Regions from separate parts of the Mus musculus genome. Here region 2 is linked to region 1. Evidence: chromatin contacts called from ENCODE POLR2A ChIA-PET data. All regions are on one chromosome and are shown on one strand. Each heading gives the region's core, a stretch centred on a gene start or an enhancer-like site at or near the end of the contact. The rest is flanking DNA. Distances are from core to core; before and after follow the strand shown.

Region 1 (5,854 bases), core at 1,619-4,118:
AAAAGTCCAAAATCAAACCAAACAACCAAATAAACAAAACCAAAGACAAACAAAACCAAATATCAAATTCCAAAAAACTCAGGAGAGTTTCACCCTGGGACAAGTGAAAGAAGCCAGACTTCCCCTCCCCCTCCCCACCCCCAAACTGGGGCTTGGAGTTTAAAGGCACGTGCTACAAAAAAAGCATGAGAACTTGAGTTCATTCCCAGGACCTACTCTGACTGACCCGGCACTTACAAAGAGAGGCAAGAGAACTGACTCCTGCAAGCTGTCCTCTGATCTCTACGTGCATGCCATGGCACAGACATGCGTACATATACATAAATAAACACAAAAATTAAAACAAAATAACAAAAAACAAAAATAAAGATGGTAATTTAAAAATTAAAAGAAAATAACAGGCAGAGGTGGGCATAGTGGCACAAACTGGGCTGTACCCCCTGTACAGCGGTTGGCAGGCTGCAGCAGGAAGAGTTCTGAGTATGTAGACTAATTTGGTCTACACAGCAAGTTCCAGGCAAAGTTTACATAGAGAGACTATGTGGAGTAGATCCTAAGGACCCAGGAACAGGTAGAAGACTCACCTGGACTTGGCTGTGGCACATTCTCCCTACCTCAAACCATGCACACATAGTAATGAAGAAACTTAATTTTTTGCAGCAGCTTAAGGTATGTTTTAGATGAACCTTTTTTATGTGTATGAATGCTTTGCTTGCATATATGTCTGTGCACCATGTGCGTACCTGATGCCTGTGGATGTCAGAGAACTATGTTTGACCCCCTGGAACTGGAGTACAGACAATTGTGAGCCACCATGTGGGTGAAGGGAACTGACACTTCTTGGTCCTCTGCAAGAGTAAAATAACAAGTGTTCTTAACCGCTGGGCCATCTCTCTAGTCCCTAAGTAAATAAACTATTATTATTATTATTATTATTATTATTATTTTAATTATTATTGAGATAGGGTTTCTCTATGCAGCCCTGGCTGTCCTGGAACTTGTTCTGTAGATCAAAGGCCAGCCTCCAATTCAGAGATCTGCCTGCCTGTACCTCCCCAGTGCTGGGATTAAAGGCCTGCACCACAAGGTTGGGTTTAAAGATGTATTTTATGTTAAGTTATGTGTGTATATGTATACATGCTTATGCGTACAATGTGCTAGAGGGCAGAAGAGATTGGCCGAACTTTAGTCCTGAAAGAACAGTGCGTGCTCTTGACTGCTGAGCCTTTTCTGAGCCACTCCCAATTAAAAGAAAACCTAGGGCTGGAGAGATGGCTCAGAAGTTAAGAGCACTGACTGCTCTTCCAGAGGTCCTGAGTTCAATTCCCAGCAACCACATGGTGGCTCAGGACCATATATCTGATGCCCTCTCCAGGCCTGCAAACATACATGCAGGCAAAATACTGTATACATAATCAATCAATCAATCTTAAAAAAAAAAAAAGAAAAGAAAAAAGGAAAGGAAAGAAAAGAAAATCTAAAGGCAAACTTAACCCATGATGGTAGAAATCCAATATGGTTACCTTTCTGAGATGATGAAAGACTTTTTGTGAGGCAGGATCTCCTATGTAGACTTACCTGGCATGGACTGGCTACATAGAATAGTTTGACCTTGAACTCTCAGATCCTCCAGCTGCTGCCTCTCAGGTGCTATAATTAAAGGCATGCTCCACCATGTTTGCCAAAATAGCGTTCTTTTTTTTTTTTTTAATTCTGTTATATTTATGTTGTGTTTATGGGTGTCACCACACCCACAACCTTTATAGTGAGGTCGGAGAACAAAATGCAGAAATCGCTGCTCTCCTTCCACCACTGTGGGTCTCAGAGGTTGAACTCAGGTTGTCGCGATTATACCTGCTGACTCACCTTGCTAACACGATAAAGTATTCCCTATTTTAATGAAGGTGCAGTTAGGTTACTTGAAAGGAATATATGCCTACGAAAGTAAGTAATACACCAATACTTGTCAGAATCACCTAACATAGCGAAGTGGGGAGGAGCTGGTGGAACTGGGGAAGAGAAATATGTGATCAAGATATATTGTATGACCCAGCACTCGGGAGGCAGAGGCAGGCGGATTTCTGAGTTCGAGGCCAGCCTGGTCTACAAAGTGAGTTCCAGGACAGCCAGGGCTACACAGAGAAACTCTGTCTCGGAAAAACCAAAAAAAAAAAAAAAAAAAAAAAAAAAAAAAGATATATTGTATGAATTTTTTTCAATAAAAAGAATCATATAATAGTAATGCTATCGAGGGAATAGTGGTGGTAAGTGGAATTAAGTTATTTCTCATATTTCCATAAGGTAAAAGTTATGTTTTCAGGTGAGGCGGCACACGCTGGAGATTGCTGAGTTTGATGACAGCTCGGGCTACACTAACGAGTATTATGTAAGTCAGGATGACCGAAAAAGACGCTATCTAAAAAAAAAAAAAAAAAAAAAAAGTTGGAGAAGAAAAAAGAATTGTATTTCTTGTTATGGAAAGGAAAATTTAATTAGATTGTCAAAATTTTAAAAACAAAGCCTCCGATAGCAGAGGATGGTTTCGATCCATCGACCTCTGGGTTATGGGCCCAGCACGCTTCCGCTGCGCCACTCTGCTACCCACTGGTAGCATTCTCTTCTTTTCCATAGAAGAGCTTACCATTCACCGCCTCAACTTCTGAACGCCCTCCGCTGTCAGTGGGGAAAATTGCCTTCATCCCTGTTATGTCTTCTTATTGGCTGGCTCCTTTACAGGGCATTTTTCATTGGTTGCTGCGTTAACCAATAAACGCGCGGGACGGAGTGAGGCGGGAGCCTATCGCGCAGGCGTTTGTTGGGACACGCCGGCCAGACGTTTCTCAGCCAGCCTAGTTCTTCCCAGCGAAGAGCGGTTGTGTGGCCTCCATTGTTCAGGATTAAGCGAGCCATGAGGTAAGTGGACAGAGGTGCTTGAAAGTTCCAGCCGAAGTCTCGGGGGCCTGGCTGAAATGGAGTCGGAGGAACAAGGGCCTGCATCTGGGCGGCCGGCGGAAAGCCTGACCGCGGGGGAGTGGAGCAGGAGGAGGCTGGCGGACTCCGGGAATCGGGCCCGGAGGGGGTCGGGGCCCAGCAGGGGGAGTTGTGTTGATACCTGGGTCTCGGGGGCCGGGAGGGGATGGAGGAGAGGTCTTAACGGCCCAGGAAGATCTCCCTCCGTGCGCAATAAGTAGGCTGGAGCGTTGCGCAATTTTCTGGTACCTAGTGTTTGACCAATAGTACATGCCTCGTAACTGTTAATGCTGTATTAATAAATGATAAGTCACTTTACTGTGCATATTAGGACTGGTGTGCCTCACGATCGTAGGTTACCTTAGTAGGGGTATGTATATCAGGTTCTGAAACTCGTATTTTCCTGATGTGAGTTTTGATAAAATCCTGAATTAGAAGTGGGGTGTGGTGTCGAAAGCTGCACTCACAGCACTTGGGAGGTAAGGCAGGAGATACATGAGATTCCGTCTCAAAAACAAGAAAAAGGAAAAGTCCAGAATTAGGATGTCATTGGGCACCATTTGGAATCTGGGAGAAGAGAGCATGAAATATCTATCCACTTCTGTAGTTCGAGGCGGTCAAGGTAAGTCAAATTGAAATAACATTGATGGTGTGATGGAGACCTTTTTCAGCGAATTGAGAGTAAAATGTATGTATTTTTAGGGGTGACAGAGGACGTGGTCGTGGTGGGCGCTTTGGTTCCAGAGGAGGGCCTGGTGGAGGGTGAGTGTGGCTGTTTGCATCTTTGCCTTGGTTTGTTTCAGTAGAAAGGGGTTTGGAGTAGATTGTTCTATTTCATTTCATGAAAGTCACGAAAAGCATTTCTTTTCCTGATGTCCTACTAAGTGGATTTGACCTTTTGCTAAGAATGATACAGCTCAGAAACTTTTCCAATTCTTAAGACAGAATTGGTTGGTGCATTGTGTACCTCTCTTGTGCTTTCTGCTTGAATAACTTTGGGTTGTTTTCATGTTTCAGGTTCAGGCCTTTTGTGCCCCATATCCCATTTGATTTTTATTTGGTGAGTATTTTGGCTTTGGAGGACTTTCCTGTTCACTTATAGGTGTAGAAATGGAGCCCCCTTGTTAATGGAGTCAGATACTGTTTGGAGTAGGATTCAAGAGTGGATCTTTTCTTTGTTTGAGTGAGGGTCTTCTGTATGATTGGCTGGCCTGGAACTCTATGAATACTTACTGAGTTGACTGCAAATTCACCATCTTCCTCCCTCAACCTCCTGAATGTTGGAATTACAGTCATGCATTCCCACATCTGGTGTAAATTTTTATTTACTTAGTATGAGTGCTAGAGATTTGAACCCAGGACCTTGAACATGTTAGATCTATATCCCTAACACCTAATTTTATTTTATTATTGTATTTATTATATGTCACTATCTACTTATAGGTATAGCTACAGGTATAACATGGCTCTAGTGGAGGCTACAAATTTTTTCCAGTTCTTGCATAACGGTGCACATCTGTCTGTAATTCTAATTTCCAAGGATCTTATGTCCCTGTTGATTTCCACAGGCTCATGCACACAGGATGCATATGCATTCACTGTGGCACTCACACATACACATAAATAAATATTTAAAAAAACAAGCCAGTTCACCAGTCAGTCTTTAAAGAGACTGTAATCCTTTTGTAATCCCAGAAATGGAAGCCTGAGCAGTAGGACCATGTTCAGAGTTCAAAGTCAGCCTGGGTTACTAGAGTGAACTGTCTCAACAAAAACAAAACATAGAAAACAGAGTCAGCAAGGTAGGAAAAATAATTCCTTTACAGTTTCATTGTAATATTTGTCTAAAAAATGTCTTTTTAAAAAATAATTTTTAGGACTTATTTATTTTGAGACAGTGTCTGTATCTATAACCTTGGCTGGCCTGGAAATCAGAGATCTGCCTGTCTCTGCCTCCACAGTTCTAAAAGTGTGTACTATATTACATGGCGGATGGGTTATAATCAGTTCCTTTCTTTCTTCATTTATATTTGGATTTTTAGATAGGGTTTTTCTGTGTAGCCCTAGCTGTCCTGGAACTCAGAAACCCACTTGTGTCTGCCACCTGGCTTGCTTTTTTAAAAAATTTCATGTGTATGTATAAAGTACTTGCCTATATAAATATTTACCATATGTGTGCTTGGTGCCTTTGGAGGCTAGAAGAGGTGACTTGTCAGAGGTTGTGAGCTGCCTTGGGTATGCTAGGGATCAAATCTGGTTCCTCTGCAAGAGTAGCAAATACTCTTCACCTGCTGAGTTATCTCTCTGGCCTCTGGGTAATTTCTGTTTGTGTGTGTGTGTGTGTGTGTGTGTGTGTGTAAATAGGGTTTCATTGTACAGCCTTGGGTGGCCTATAATGTACAGAGATCTGCCTGCCTTTGCCTCCTGAGAGCTGGGATTAAAGATGAGGGTCATCACTGCCGGGCCTTTATTTCTTTTTATATAAAGGTAATGAGTACTCAGGCTGCTGTTGTAGCTCAGTTGGTAGAGTGCTTGACTGGCATGCACAGAGCCCAGAGCATTTCATATATCAGTATGAGGGTACGCACTAATAATCTAAGTACAAAGGAGGAAGACACAGGAAGATAAGATTACAGTCATCCTCAGCTACATAGCAAGTTCAGGTCAGCCTGTGATTTTATATAAGACCCGTCTCAAAAGAAATAACAGAAAAACAAGGTTTGCATTTGGACTTGAACATCTGAAGGAGGTGAAAACAAGTGTTGTAAGGTGTACTGGCTTTGAAATGGTCCCTGGGGAAAATAAAATTAAATGTAGACTTTTCTAGTTTTTTGTTTTTTAAGATATATTTATTTTAGCTGGGTGTGGTGGCACACGCCCTGGC
Region 2 (5,854 bases), core at 934-3,433, 140 kb after region 1:
GGATTTCTCTGTGTAGACTTAGCTGCCCTGGAACTCACTCTGTAGTCTCTTACCTGGCCAGCCTCTAGCTCACAGAGAGCCACTTGCCTCTGCTTTCTGAGTGCCCCCACACCTGGCCTGGCACATACACAGTCAATCCCAGAAACTGTTTTGCTATCCTGGAGCTAATAAAGGTAGAGGGGAGGACCTCTGGTTCATCTGGTGCTAATTAGGGGGACAGAGCCCCAGGGGAGGAGCCCAGTCTGGGGACCAGGATCGTGTTCCAGAGAAGCAGTTTCCAGCATCATGACTAGCAACATCCTGCATCCAAGGGAGACCTAGAACTGATTGCAATGGAGGGAAAGCAGGGTCTACAAATTTGCATCTCCTTGTTTTACCCTAAGGCTCTGTCTTCAACTTCCTAGTAGAGCCAGGGTGCAGGGACCAAACTGGGAGGAGGACATCTGGTGCCAGGCCAGGTTTTAGGGTAGGGGGCATGCTGGGTTCTCAGTTCCAGTATACTGATCTTACAGAGAGTGGTGATGTCTGGATCCTTTACCAGCTTGGCCTTACAGTGCAAGCAGGATAAGTCTAGGACTTAGCTCAGGATGATGCTCAGGGCCACATAGCCAGACCTCAAGCTGTTTTCAGTAGGAATTGGTATGAATTACAGATTATTATTTCTTTGGATGGGAAGATGTCCCAGGAGCAAAGGCTAGACTAAGCCTTCCTACTGTAATTCATTTGGAATATGGTCCTGTGGTAAAGGTGTGGGCTGGGGCTGGGCTGCTGAGTAGTCTCCTCCTCTTGGGCCCTTGTAGAAGATGAAGGAGAGCAGCATTGATAACTTGATGAAGAGCCTGGACAAAAACAGCGACCAGGAGATTGACTTCAAGGAGTACTCTGTGTTCCTGACCACGCTGTGCATGGCCTACAATGACTTCTTCCTAGAGGACAACAAATGACCAGGACACTGGCAGCTCCTGATCCTGACCTCTGCAGCCTCTTTAACTGCCCCTCCTATGGCCCCTGCCCTTCTCTTTCTCCCAGATGGATCCTTCCAGCAGAGAAATAAAGCCTTATCCATTACACGCACTGGTTTTAAGGTGGTTTGTGTCTTGGCTGAGGCAGGGGAGAACAGACATTTTGGACCACTAAGCCTTGGGCCACACACAGGTGGTCTGTGGATAGCAGGAGCTGGGCTCTCATCCCTCTTCACTGGCAGTCCTTCATCATGGACATTGTTGGAGGTGTCCTGACTTTGTTCTGCACTCCTGTAAAATAACAAAGCTGCCCAGACAGCAAAGATGCAGAGAAAACAAGAGAAAAGGCCGTGAGAGCTAGGAGGCCAGAGGGATGGGCTGTGGCCCAGCAGTGATGGTCCCGCAGGTCTGACTTGGGGATAGCCCGCAGGAGACCACCCCAGGAGCCCTTCTCCTCTCCCTTCCAGGAACACCCCTCCCATTACTCACTGAAGAGTGACTTCAGGATGCTAATCCCTCCCCACACCCTACCAACTTCCTCTTCTCAAGACTCCTCCCCATTACCCCCCCCCACCCCAGGAGAAAATGTTCAAAACTTTTCACTTGAGATGAGTAACTGAGAATGCTCGCTGGGCTTGGCTCTACTATGTGCACATTCATGCATAAGCTGCTCTAAGGATGAAAATCCAGGCAGTGAGTGGGAGGAGGCGAGTGATGTTGCTAGAAATTTATGGTTGGTGGGGGATGCTGTTTAAAATCTTTTAGACTGTGTTCTTTCCCCATGCCCCCTTTGATACAAGGCTCAAAATTCTACCTTTTGGGATCAACGTCTTTAGCTATATATCAAGATTTAGACCAGTGGTTCTCAACCTGTGGGTTGAGACCCCTTTCACAGGAATTGCCTAAGACCATCTGAAAACACAGATATACACATTAAGATTCATAACAGTAGCAAAATTATAGCTATGAAGTAGAAACGAGAATAACTTTATGATTGGGGGACCACCACAACTTGAAGAACAGTATTAAAGGGCCGCAGCATTAGTCAGGTTGAGTGAGAACCATTTCTTAGAGGATGTGGTAGACAGACTGCTTCCCCTCCCTCACTTGGGGACCTTGCCACTAGAGGGCAACAGCATCAGTGTGGTTCCCAGTCCCCCTCACACTGATGCTAACTTTAAGGACACTGCTCTCGGGCTGGCAGAAGGTTCAGCACACAAGCCAGAGTTTCGAGTCACGTGCCAGAAGGGAAAACTAAACACGGAATTAGAGAAAACTTGATGCCTCTGGCTTGCACTGGTCTCCTTTGGGCCCGTTAGGGCCCGCTAAACTCCCTCATTCCGCTCCTAATCCTGGACAGTCCAGGCAACAGGGGCGTGGAAAGTTGAGGGGGCTGGGATGTTCGTTTGCCTTGCCTCAGGCGCTGGGTGGGGTCGGGGCGTGCCAGCACTCCCTGGGCGGACCTCACGGATGCTGGCCACTATAAGGCCGGCCAGACTGCGACACATTCCATCCCCTCGACCACTCCTTTGGCGCTTCGCTGTCGACCGTGCGGTGAGCTCTCGCTGGGGGGTCCCTCTAGGGTCTTTCTGCTCCTGGGCAAGGGGTTAAGCCACTTCCTTCCCCCGTCAGCCTCTGCAGGCTCAGTGGGTGGAATGCATTGGGATCCAAGTTTTCGGAGCCCAGGGAGGCAGGGAGAGCCATGATTAGGTGGGTTGTATCAGGCAAACCCAGAGGCTAATGCATCCCTATGGGGCGGCAACCTGAGTCTGCTCTTCTGGGGTGCAGGAGGGTTTGCCCTGGGTGTGTCATCGTCCCAGTGTGTGGCTATGTCAGGAGGTGCCCAGGGGCACTCTCCATTCTCTTCCTTGCTCAGTCATATGCCCTAGTTCTCTTGGAAGCCCTGGAGGACAGTGCTCACAGATCCCAAAGCCCCTTCCATTCTTATATCCCTCACCTAAGTTGCCCCGGCTGCCACCTGTGTTGGCTTGAGACTGACTGCCTCAGGCAGGGGGGTGGTGAGAGAACTCTCTGCTATCAGCAGCACTGACTAGCCCCTCTGTCAAACAGCTTCTTCTAGCCCAGTGATCAGTCATGGCATGCCCTCTGGATCAGGCCATTGGCCTTCTCGTGGCCATCTTCCACAAGTACTCTGGCAAGGAAGGTGACAAGCACACCCTGAGCAAGAAGGAGCTGAAGGAGTTGATCCAGAAGGAGCTCACCATTGGCTCCGTGAGTAGCCCCTGTCCCGGTTCCCCCTCCTGCCTCTCATCTGAGTGGCATTTAATCACAGTTCCTGATCTTACTTCCTGTGGAGGGATGCTCGTATGCCTCCATGCTGCCCTGTCCCCTGAGGGAGGAGCAGGGGCTGAGGAGAGTAAATCAAGGTAAACCCAAGCTGAAGGCCCATCTTTGGTCCCAACGAGCACTTGTTTGAGAGAGGACTTCCAGGGAAGGGGTAAGGAATCTAGGGTGTTGGCCACCACTGAGTGTGGACTTCTCCTTCTTAATGTATTAGAAGCTGCAGGATGCTGAAATTGCAAGGCTGATGGATGATCTGGACCGTAACAAGGATCAGGAAGTAAACTTCCAGGAGTATGTCGCCTTCCTGGGGGCCTTGGCTTTGATCTACAATGAAGCTCTGAAATAAAATGGGACCGTTGAGATGACTTCCGGGGGCCTCTCTCGGTCAAATCCAGTGGTGGGTAGTTATACAATAAATATTTCGTTTTTGTTATGCCTACTCATGTGTTCTGGCTTCCCACTGATTTCCAGTTGCTTCCTGCCTTGCTGCTGGACCCACCATCCAGTGGTCTTAGTCACAGTTAAACTCTGGGAGTAGTAGCTCATTGGCCCACCAGGCCAGGTCTGCCAGCTGACCAGGAATCTTTATGGGTATTAGAAGAGGAGGCCCCTCTAGGCAAAGCCACTCTAAACAAAGGCTCAATCAAGTGACCTTCAGGAGAAAGTGGCCTTTAGAGGCAGGTCTGCAGTAGTCCCAGCAGTCTCCTGGCAGACACACTTTGGTCTGGGTGTGGTGAAACAGGGAGTACTAGGTGGGCCCTGACGTTGGGCAATCCACCTTTTCACTGTGTGTTTGTGTGTTATATGAGGGAGGCGTGGGGAGAGGCACATCTGAGGTGAGCAGGGAGGGACACAGGATGACTGAGTTTTCCGTAGCTGCCTGTGTTCCAGTTGGAGGTGGAGGAGACTGTAGGAGACGGTCCCTAGTGTCAGGTATGGGGTCCTTTTTGTTGAGCTAAGGAGCTGGCAGCTCCACGCACATGTGACTCACGAGGTGCTCGCAAACAGGGCAGGGCTGGGGTCCCGAGACATGCCAGATGCGGCATCAGGCCTTTCTGTCAATATTGACCCAGCCTGTCCCTGCAGAATGACTCATGGGGCTACTTCCCTGGAACGTAGTTGAACCCTCAATCCCTATCAGAGTAGATGGCCAACGGAGTAACTGTCTATTGTGTACAGTTAAATCATAGGTGTGGGGGAAGCTGTGTGTGATGTGTCTGGGTGTCATGGAGACAGCATTTGTTGCTATTCCTCCAGGGAAGGCCTAACCCAAGTTGGACAACATCCTGGCCAAGCCCCGAAGGGCAAAGATCTGGACTTCATGTGGAGACCATAGCTGTTTTCACTTCTTACTACCCACCCCTTCTCCAATCCACTTAAGACGTTAAATGGTCTTCCCATGCTCTGGGTGGGGCAAATAAACAGCAACAGCTGTATTTCTTAAAAACCTTTCTTCTCCAGCAGTGTCCTGGTCTTACCACGTTGTTGGACAGCCAGAGGGTCCCCGGGTGGGCCACCCCCATTCCATGCTGTTCAGTATAGGCTCTATTCAGTGGCTCTGGAAAAGTACACCACACCCAGTTGTTGATACTTTGGGGTGTGGAGGGATCGCCCTCTTGTGGACAGAGAGCAGGTTACTGGTAGGGAGGCTGCGGTTGGTGGTGGTGGTGGGGCGTGTCAAGAAGGAGTGGGGGGTGGGGGGAGGAGCCTGGCAGGTGGGCATAGGAAGAAAGTCAGTTAATTTTCTGAGCCTTGTGGAAGGAGCACCAGCGGCACCGTGGATGGGAGCCAAAGCTTAAGAGGTCTGGGCTGTGAGAGGGGGTTGGAATTAGCTATTCAGGGAATGTAAGAGTCGAGCCATCGTTTAGTTCTCAGCAATCAACCCTACTTCATCCGAGGTACATCTATGATAAGCAAGTCAAGGGAGGGAAAGTTTTGTTAAAGACAGGTGGAATCCAGTCCCATCCTGCCCTCCTCTTTCTGTGGTTAGATGGTCAGACAATCATCTAGGCTCTTGGAGGGCAAGGGGGAATTTTTTTTTCTTTTAGGTACAGGGCCTGGTGGTGGAAGGAGATGCTTGGTCCCTTAGGAGGCCGGCAGGCAGGCTTTGCTGTGTATCAGGATCACAAGGCTAGAGAGGAGATGAAGGTGCAGAGCTCATCTGCTAAATAAAACTTCACCTCCCTGGGCATGATGGTGCACTTCTTTAATGCCAGCACTCAGGAGGCAGGCAAATGGATCTCTGTTGAGTTTGGGGCTAGCCTGGTCTACACAGAGAAATGCAGGCCAATCAGGGCTGTATACTGAGACCCAGTCTTAATGAAAAAGTGAGGTGGGTGGTGGGGTGGGGTGGGGTGGGGTGGGTGGTAGGGGGAAGCTTTGAAAAAAGGAACAAAACAAAACAAAGTGAGATAAAATGAGTAGCAAAACATTTGCCTGTGTTGGGGGTATAGTTTAAAACTGAGACGTAAAGGGCCATTGACTGGAAATTTTGGTGGGGGCAGAAGGCAAGGAGTGGAATTGGGTGTGGTCAGGTGTAGACTGACTTCTTTCATTAGTCCAAAAGATTTCAGGTTGGCTTTTGAGCA

The links. ChIA-PET counts read pairs that join two places held with the same protein, here RNA polymerase II (POLR2A).
Region 2: POLR2A ChIA-PET joins it to region 1 with 18 read pairs in Patski. The contact joins the promoter of S100a6 here to the promoter of Ilf2 in region 1. POLR2A ChIA-PET finds 5 or more read pairs at or near these places in 4 of 5 experiments (Patski and embryonic stem cell).

What each region holds. Positions count from the first base shown.
Region 1 is chr3:90,473,333-90,479,186 of GRCm38, forward strand. Ilf2 (interleukin enhancer binding factor 2) reads left to right here and starts at 2,869. Exons shown (of 14, transcript NM_026374.3): 1 at 2,869-2,913; 2 at 3,673-3,732; 3 at 3,988-4,030. The coding sequence starts at 2,909. It overlaps n-TMcat11 (a tRNA gene), which reads right to left and starts at 2,599; the gene lies at 2,528-2,599.
Region 2 is chr3:90,610,711-90,616,564 of GRCm38, forward strand. S100a6 (S100 calcium binding protein A6 (calcyclin)) reads left to right here and starts at 2,184. Exons shown (of 3, transcript NM_011313.2): 1 at 2,184-2,516; 2 at 3,033-3,194; 3 at 3,481-3,704. The coding sequence starts at 3,057. The coding sequence ends at 3,612. S100a5 (S100 calcium binding protein A5) reads left to right here. Exons shown (of 3, transcript NM_011312.2): 3 at 801-1,070. The coding sequence ends at 944.